Regions from separate parts of the Mus musculus genome. Here region 1 is linked to region 2. The links are chromatin contacts, found by Hi-C or POLR2A ChIA-PET in ENCODE. All regions are on one chromosome and are shown on one strand. Each heading gives the region's core, a stretch centred on a gene start or an enhancer-like site at or near the end of the contact. The rest is flanking DNA. Distances are from core to core; before and after follow the strand shown. Region 1 has its middle 23 kb from the start of Tmem61. Region 2 holds the start of Bsnd (barttin CLCNK type accessory beta subunit).

Region 1 (3,920 bases), core at 1,263-3,762, 38 kb after region 2:
CTTGCTACAGAGTTTATGAATCAGATCTGCAAAAGACTGGGTCACCTTGGGAGGCCTTCTGAGCAGGTCTCCTTGTCAGCCCAACCTGGAGGGCAGAGGAGTCAGCCCTTACCTCACCGGGAGCAGCCAGCCTAATGCCAAAGTGCTGACAGGCCCTAGGATAGATGAGAAGGAGCCTTGTTCTGCTAAAGAGAGCTGAAGTCACTGTTCTGAACTCCTGCCACACATGCCCCAGCCCTTGGGGACCACACATTGTCCAAGAGACCTATGGAAAGACATTCACCTGCCAAGCTTAAGAAGGGCACGTTCTCGGGAGACTCCCGGACTGTGGACTTCCGAGGGTGACCATGCCTCATAGACACCATTGTCTCCTCTCCTGAGGTCAGGTGGCAATTAGGGACTGTGAAACATCTAAGGGGAGTAGTGCACACTGAGTTTGTGAAGCTCTGACAAAAAACAAAGTTCAAGCACCATTTCTGCTTGCTCTTCTTCCCCCTCTGAAGCTCTGAGAGGATGGATGACCTGCTGAAGGTCACACAGCTGTCTACAGGGCTGTGCCAGCTGCCGCTGGTGGTTGATTGACAGCAAGATTACTGAATGAGAGCCTTTATTTGGTCTTGGAATCCTAGCCTGTGCCTCTCTGACAGGGGGAGGCAGGGTAGTTGCAAGATGCTAGAGTACGAAACAGCATAACCCAGTCTTAGCACCAGTCTGGTGGCTCATGATGACTGTCACCCTTCTGTTTGCTCAGGAACATGCCAAGAGTCCCGTGTGTATGCTGAAGGGATGAGAATGAAAATTCCAGACGGGTTAGGGATGTAGCTCAGTGGCAGTGCATTTATCCATCCAGTACTCATGAGTGAAATCCTGCATCTCATCTCTGCATCCAAAATCAAAATATAAAACACCAAGCCCACAAACAGAAAATAAGTGGGCACCCCCTTGTGGTGAGATCTGCCATCAGGGAAAGCACAAGGCTTCAGTGGTGACCGCATAAGTTATGTTCCAGGGCCAGGGCACAGACTGCCAGGCCAATCTCAGCCACCCGTCCTGCAGCCCAGGGCCTTCAGGGATGGCCATCAGTGGCCCAGGGTAACAGCATCTGAGATGATCAGGCGCAATAGTCCAGTGGACCATTTGGTGGCCCCTGCTACTGCCTGCCTCTCAGGTCCCAGAACAGCATGCCCAGTCAGAATGGCCGGGAGTAGGTGTTAGTCACAAAATCTGTGAGAGAAAAACCACAATTATGAGCCAAACTCGAAGCAAGCTTTAATTAAATACTGGCCAGAAAGATGGATTCTGGTCAGGTCCACCCACGGATTCCCAGGGAATAGTCACGAGTCACATTTTGCAGAAGCTTAAAAAGGCAAAAATTCACTGCAATTCCCACTAGTTTGGACCAAGGGCAAATATACACCCTGGTATATCTCCTCCCTACATACCCCCTGCCTACACGTGCTCAAGGTCATCTGGGAGAATCGGTTCAAACAAACTTGTTTAGGGGAGTGACAGCATGTGGCTATTGCCCAAGAACTACAGCTTCCAGCATTCCAGGAAATTATCTTGTCCTTGGGACAAGTAGGGCTTACAGGTTAACTTCGGCTCTTACATTGATAGCACTTCCTTGCTTCACAGGTGACACTGGAGCTCAGGAATGGGGGGCAGGGTCTTCTCTGCCACCTCTGAAGTACCTAAGTCTGTGACTGCCCTCACATCGCTTAGGCCTGAGTAGCTCAGACAGGATTTACTGCTGCAGAGCATGCTGGGAATGCTGCTCTCTGTCCTGCTCTGATTCTCCTTGAGCATCTCCAGGTAAGGCCAGGCCCACCGGAGTAAAGACCAACTCGTTTCACCACGTACACCCTGGCAAAACATCACTACTTGATCTCCTCCAGGTGTCCCTGATCTACTGGCTGAGATTATTGCTAGTAATATGTTTGCCTTTGGGTTCCACGGCCTTGGCCCAGGCCACATAAGGTTGAATGAACTTCTACCTTCCTGAGGTCCCTGTCTGGGGGTCAGAACGCTTCAGCTGCCTGACCCCTTCCTTACCCAGGGAGCACCCACGTCACCAGACCTCAGTCTGGTGCTTCTCACCCAGACACAGCACAACCACCCCCTAATTGGCACCTGACTCCAGCTCCCTGCTCACCCATCCTCCACTTCCCACCCCACCCCACCCCCGGAAGTGACTTCAGACTCAGCCCACCCTCCTTCTGTGTCATCTTCCTAGCCGCTGCTAACACTGGGGGTCCCTCCGTATGTCCTACTGTCTAACCCTGGTCCCTGGCGCAGTTGACTTTTCAAACTGGGAGAGTGATCTTTGTCCATCTGGGTCCCACTGAAGCTTGGTTAGAGATAAGCATGCAGATGGAATGGATGAAAGCGGGGATAGGAGCCAGATGCCAACTGCAGGGCTGGACAGGCAGGGCCAGAGGCAGCTAAGGAAGTGTGTGCGTGCGTGTGTCCCCTGTGGCACTCTACTCAGGCTGAACTGCACTTCCTAGCTTATCAGGAGAGCGCGGAGTCTAACTGGAATTCTCTGGTCAGCTTCCGCCCTCTGGCGGGCAGGGAGAGCAACCCAGCTCCTCACTTCCACTTGTTGTCTGTGCTGCCACCTGGTGGCCTCTCGGTGACAGCTTTTACTTTTCACCCCTGGGCTCGAGGGTTTGAAAAATTTGGAGTCAAACGAACCTTAGTGGACCGAATCCTAGTAATCTTCCCATTGTACTTATAAAACATATATCCAAGAGATAAACAGCAAGGGCCACTGGTATACACCCACTAAGCTTCAGTCGCCATCAGAGCATCACTTCCAGTGGCCTATGACTCCCTCCTGGGGGCAGGTGTACGATTTGGAAACACTGCTTAATAACCCCGTCCCATTCTTGCCCGTATAGGGCAGCCAATTAAGTAAGTTCTCACAGCATCTGCTTTGCGCTCCAGCACTGCGCTGACAGCATCCACACTGTATGAAACAGAACCGGCCCTCACTCTCACACAGCATACAGGTTCCGGCCTGAGACAGACCTTATCAAACAGTCCTGAAAACTGAGTGTGGTGGTGCTCGCCAGCAATCTCCACACTTGGGAGTACATCTGACAGCAATGAGGAACCAGGAAGGTGCAGCAGGTACCAGTTTGACACCGGAGCCTTTGTTTCAAAAGAATTCCCAGTGCTACCTGGAGAATGAGTCAGAGTAGGTACAAGTGACTTCAAGGTTACTATGGGACCCAGGAAGTTGACGAAGAAAGTGGTCAGAAAGAAGTCACTCACATCACATCAAATACACTCAGGAGTCAATACACATAGAGAAAGCAAGAAGACATGATGGTGGCATATCTTAGATGTCCATCTTATCTAGGTCATGGGCAGTGGTCACTTCCTGAAATGACGTCTTATGTTTGGTGGGTATTGGGGTCTAGCCCAAACCTCTGTGAACCTCCATTTGATAAACTGTCACAAAGGGAACTGGCAGGCTCTGCTGGGCAGGTTTGGCACCTGGGCTCCATTCCCACAATCACAGAGGGTAGCAGGAAGGGGGCTTATTGAGATAGGTCTCATGGAATCAGGCTGTTTCCTGTGGCAGAAGGCATTCACAACCTAGGGACATTTCACACTGGAACACCTGAGAAAGAGTGCAGAGGTCAGGTCTGCAGCAGCAAGACACAAGGCCTCAGGGCTCAATTCTGCTAGAACTAACGGAACCAGGAAACTGCCTCTATATCTGTTCCCCATAGAAGAGATGAACAGACAGATACTTTAATCTGGGCCTCTGAGAAACAGGAAGACAACCCAGTGGCCCTTCTTTGACTTCTGGTCCACAGGCCTGGGAAGTAACAAATTCATCCAACTTTAACCTCTTAGAAATGTCTAGAAAGGTAGGTTGTGAACAGGGCATTCAGGCGGAGTGCTTTGGA
Region 2 (3,955 bases), core at 1,205-3,704:
ATCAGAGGGAGGAATCGGACCTGAAACCCCTCAGAAGGTCAGGCTAAAGATTTCAACCTTTATTCACAGCCATGGGCATTCCTGAGGAGTTTTCCACAGAGAATACGCATGGGATCTGAATTCAGGCTGGACACTGACCAGTCCCAAGAGTCAGGAAGCGTAGAGAGGGAAGCCCACAAAGAAGGCAGGGGCTCCAACTACCAGGTCCTGGTTTTGAGCCCCAGCAGAGCAGACAAAGTAAGGACCAAAGGATGAGGGGCCAAGGCTCTCCTCTCCCTGCCACTCCACTCCTTTTTCTTCAGCTCCTGTTCCCAGCTCAACCTTCAGGCTCAGCATCTTTAACAACTCCCCACACTAGATTTATCCTGGCTCAATGCTCCCTCTTGACCCATGCCTGAGGCCCAGATGAGGACCCGATCTAACCAGGTTTGTATTCAACCCCTAATGGAGCAGCTGTGGTGAGGAGTGGGGGCCCTTTCTTCCTCCTGCTCCACGTTGATGGCTCTAGTGGTCTGAGTCCCACCATTACCAAGACCTCCCAGGGCCAGCCACATCATCTGAGGAACGAGGCCTCTGTGCCTGCTTCACACGGGCACGGGACCAGCACCCCTCCCACCCCCACAGCACCCTTTGCTTCCTTCCACTTGGCCATGCCCCACATGGGGGCCCACTCGGCCAAGGTCACAGACTTGGCACAGGGCACAGGGACTTGAATTGGGGTCTGAGGGACACTAGGAGGTGTGGTTTCCACCACCATACCATCTCCCCACACAGCACAGGAGCCTTCAACAGCTGCTCATTAATAACCAGCCCTACCCCCTACCAGCCACCCTGCTGTTACCCAATCCCCTCCTTAGGAAGGATGCTGTCTTTTCAACAAACACCCCCTCCCTGGGTGGGGATATAGTGGCTCTGGCCTCACGGCCCTCTTCTCTCAGTGACCTCTGCTCAGGACATTGAGCGCACAGAGGAGAGTTGACTGTAAACTGCTTTATAAATGGCTCCAAACCAGTTCTGACTGCCTAAGCTCCAGATATAAGTGACATGACAGCCCAGGGCTGGCTACAGAGGCGGCAGGACTGGGAGAGGCTAGGACCTGGCCCCAATTCTTAGAACTCCTTCTGGGTACTCACACCTCCCAAGTAGGGAGGGGTGGAGGAGGCTGAAAGGACAGGGCTGTTAATATCAAGGTTCACTGGGACTTTGAATGTCCGTCCCCCTTTCCCACACCATCCTCCCGACCCACATTGTGCAGCTGAGGAAGCTGAGGTTCAGAAAAAAAGTGGCTCAGTCTCCCAGGCTCTCAGAGGCAGACCACAAGTTAGACCCCTGTTGCTCTCCCTATATCCCTGAGTGTCTCTAACTAGCTGTGTGACATTGTGATGTTCACTCCACCTCTCTGAGCATTAAAGTTCTACAGCACCTGAAATGTTCACTCCTCAGGGCTGTGTAAAGATCAAGAATAATCACAGCAGCAGACGTTGTTTAACTAAACACAACACTACAGTTGCAAATATGCCCTTCCCCGTCCTCCACACATCATACCTGGGTTACCACAGGGCTATTCGGAGCTGAGACGGGTAGTGTGTGTGTGTGTGTGTGTGTGTGTGTGTGTGTGTGTGTGTGTGTGGCGTTTTACAGATGAAAGTACTGAGTCTCAGGAAGATCCAGCACAGCAGAGCTCTCAGCAGCTGGAGACATGAAACAGAGAACCCAGGGCTCACCACTGCATTTTAAAGCAAGCTCCAACCCTGTAGCATAGGGTCTGTAGGAGAGAAGGGGACTCCAGGAAACACAGAGCGCTTGGGACGTGGTTGGGGTGAGCTGTGGATTCTGGCTCTGATCAAACAGGGCCAGTGCATAGATCCCATTGTGTCCCTGTGGTGGCTCCAGGTCCAGACATACGGCTTCTTATCAGCCACAATGAGAGATGAATGGATAAGCAAAAGGATGTTCCCCAGAGCAGAGAGAATATAGGGAGTCCAAATGGAAAGAACACAGCAGCTGGAGGCCAGGGGTTGATGCCGGGGACCATGAGAGCCACCTGTCCTTCTGCCCCCTTCCCAGCCCCCCTACCTTAGGATAGCATTGGCACATGCTCCAGATGACACCCCCGATCACCATGACGCTGCCCATGGCATAGAAGGTGCCGTAGACCTGGGGTCGATCGTGGCTCATAAGGAATGTACCCAGGGATAGCAGGAAGAGGCCCAGCACGATGAAGCCGATTCGGAAGGTCTTCTCATCAGCCATGGTGGCTAACCAGCCCTGGTAGCTAGCTGATCAGCACACCAGCAGGGGACTGCCCGCAATCCTCCTCAAACGCTGAGCAGGCTCTCAAGGAAGGATGCTCCAGGAGATGGCTGAGAACCAAGGTGATGATGCACAGAGCAAGGAGCAAACTCCACAGGCCCAGCTCTCAGCCCTGAGCCCAGCAGGGCAGGTGACACGCTTCAGTGGGCCCAAGGTCCCAGCCATCTAACTTTCTTCCTGCCACTCTCCTCCCCTGTGGGCCCAGCTGTTTGGTGATTGTAGCTCTGAACATGGGACAGAGGTGGGGAGGGAGGCGGGGGAAGTCACAGGGGCTGGGCCAGTCATGGCTTTGACATCACCTCATTTGCTTACTGTGGAGAGGGAGGCCAGACAGGCTTTGCACCTCCCATCTCTGGGAGGCATGGGTGGGGCCACGGTGGCTTTCAGAAGCCACAGCCTGACAGCATAGACACCTAAAGACACCTTCTCAAGGACACCTGATCATCTAGGCTCAACAGAAATATCCGTACCTACTAAATGGTCACCATCCTAGATATGTCTCCATTCTGTTCAACTAAGGAGACAGGTGCCACATTCCCGTTTCACAAATGAGGACGCAGGCATAGACAGGTAGCCTGCCCAAAGTCACAGAGCAACTGGGACCAGAGCCGAGAGGCTGTGTGTCTCACTAGCGTGACCCTAGTCAACCACAACATAGGTGAACACAGGGCCAGGCTCGAGCAGCCAAGCCCAGGATGGTCTTGGATCTGTGTCTGCGGCTGTGTAGTGCAGGCTCAGCAGCTGGCTTACTGTGCTCCTCTATAAGGGAGTGAGGAGGGGGGGACAGTAGCCAGAACCAGAGCTCACTCTAGGCTCTCTCTCCCCTATCACCTTTGTATTTCACACACAGCCCAGCAGTGCGTGCGTGCGTGCGTGCGTGCGTGCGTGCGTGCGTGCGTGCGTGTGTCACAGGGGCTGAAGTGAACTGGTGCCCCTGCAGATTAACTGACCAACTGGCTGACTGACTGACAGACATCTACTTCACTTGTCCCTGGTCCCCAACCTGGAAAGCCATCTTTATCATAAGAATGACTGTCTAGAGAAGGGTTTCTAGTTCTGAGGTGGCTGATGGGGAAAGTCAGATTGGCTTCCATAGCTAACACTGCAGAGATCCTGAATCACCACAGGTACCCAGAGCAAGGCAGTGGGAGAGCTCACAGGTGAATGGCACGGCCGTCAGTGAGCTCCCTGAGTCCCTGCATTCAAAGCTTTTCTGAATGGGCCCTACATGTTCCTCCCTGCCCCATCTGCCACTCATGTACCTCTGCCAGCATGCCTGCTCACTGGGGTCCCTTCCCATCACTGTCTCCCACCTCTGTCCCCTCCACTTCAGTTTGTAGAGTGCCTCAGGAACTGGGAACAGCCACTCTGAGAAAACTGCCCAGATGCCATGTCTCTGGTCACCTCCAGCCTCACCCCTGGGATGAAGTTAGGTTATGGACTTAAACTTTGTCGCCTGTGGATTGTGAAGTGGACCTTAGGCCACCTCCCCTTTTGGTACAGTGACATAATGGAGGAAAAGTCATTTGAAGTTGTGACTGGCAAGGAACCTCTAAGGGAGCCATTACGATCTTCTTAAAGAGGCTTGGAGACCAGAGGATGCCATGGGAACAGAGTAATCTAGGAGAGTCCCATCCTAAAC

Evidence for each region. A loop is a pair of places that touch in the nucleus more often than their neighbours do. ChIA-PET counts read pairs that join two places held with the same protein, here RNA polymerase II (POLR2A).
Region 1: a loop to region 2 is called in a map of CH12.LX, with 2.0 times the contacts of the local background. The contact joins the enhancer-like site here to the promoter of Bsnd in region 2. A Hi-C loop is called at or near these places in 2 of 37 maps with a recorded cell type or tissue (CH12.LX and T-helper 17 cell). POLR2A ChIA-PET finds 5 or more read pairs at or near these places in 1 of 5 experiments (Patski).

The regions. Positions count from the first base shown.
Region 1 is chr4:106,527,404-106,531,323 of GRCm38, forward strand. No RefSeq gene overlaps it. Among named protein-coding and RNA genes, the nearest start is that of Tmem61, 23 kb to the left of the region's middle. Within about 2 kb of position 2,513, at least 1 of the 3 ENCODE cell types and tissues checked has a DNase peak (open chromatin) inside an H3K27ac peak, as active enhancers do.
Region 2 is chr4:106,489,789-106,493,743 of GRCm38, forward strand. Bsnd (barttin CLCNK type accessory beta subunit) reads right to left here and starts at 2,455. Exons shown (of 4, transcript NM_080458.2): 1 at 2,077-2,455. The coding sequence starts at 2,253.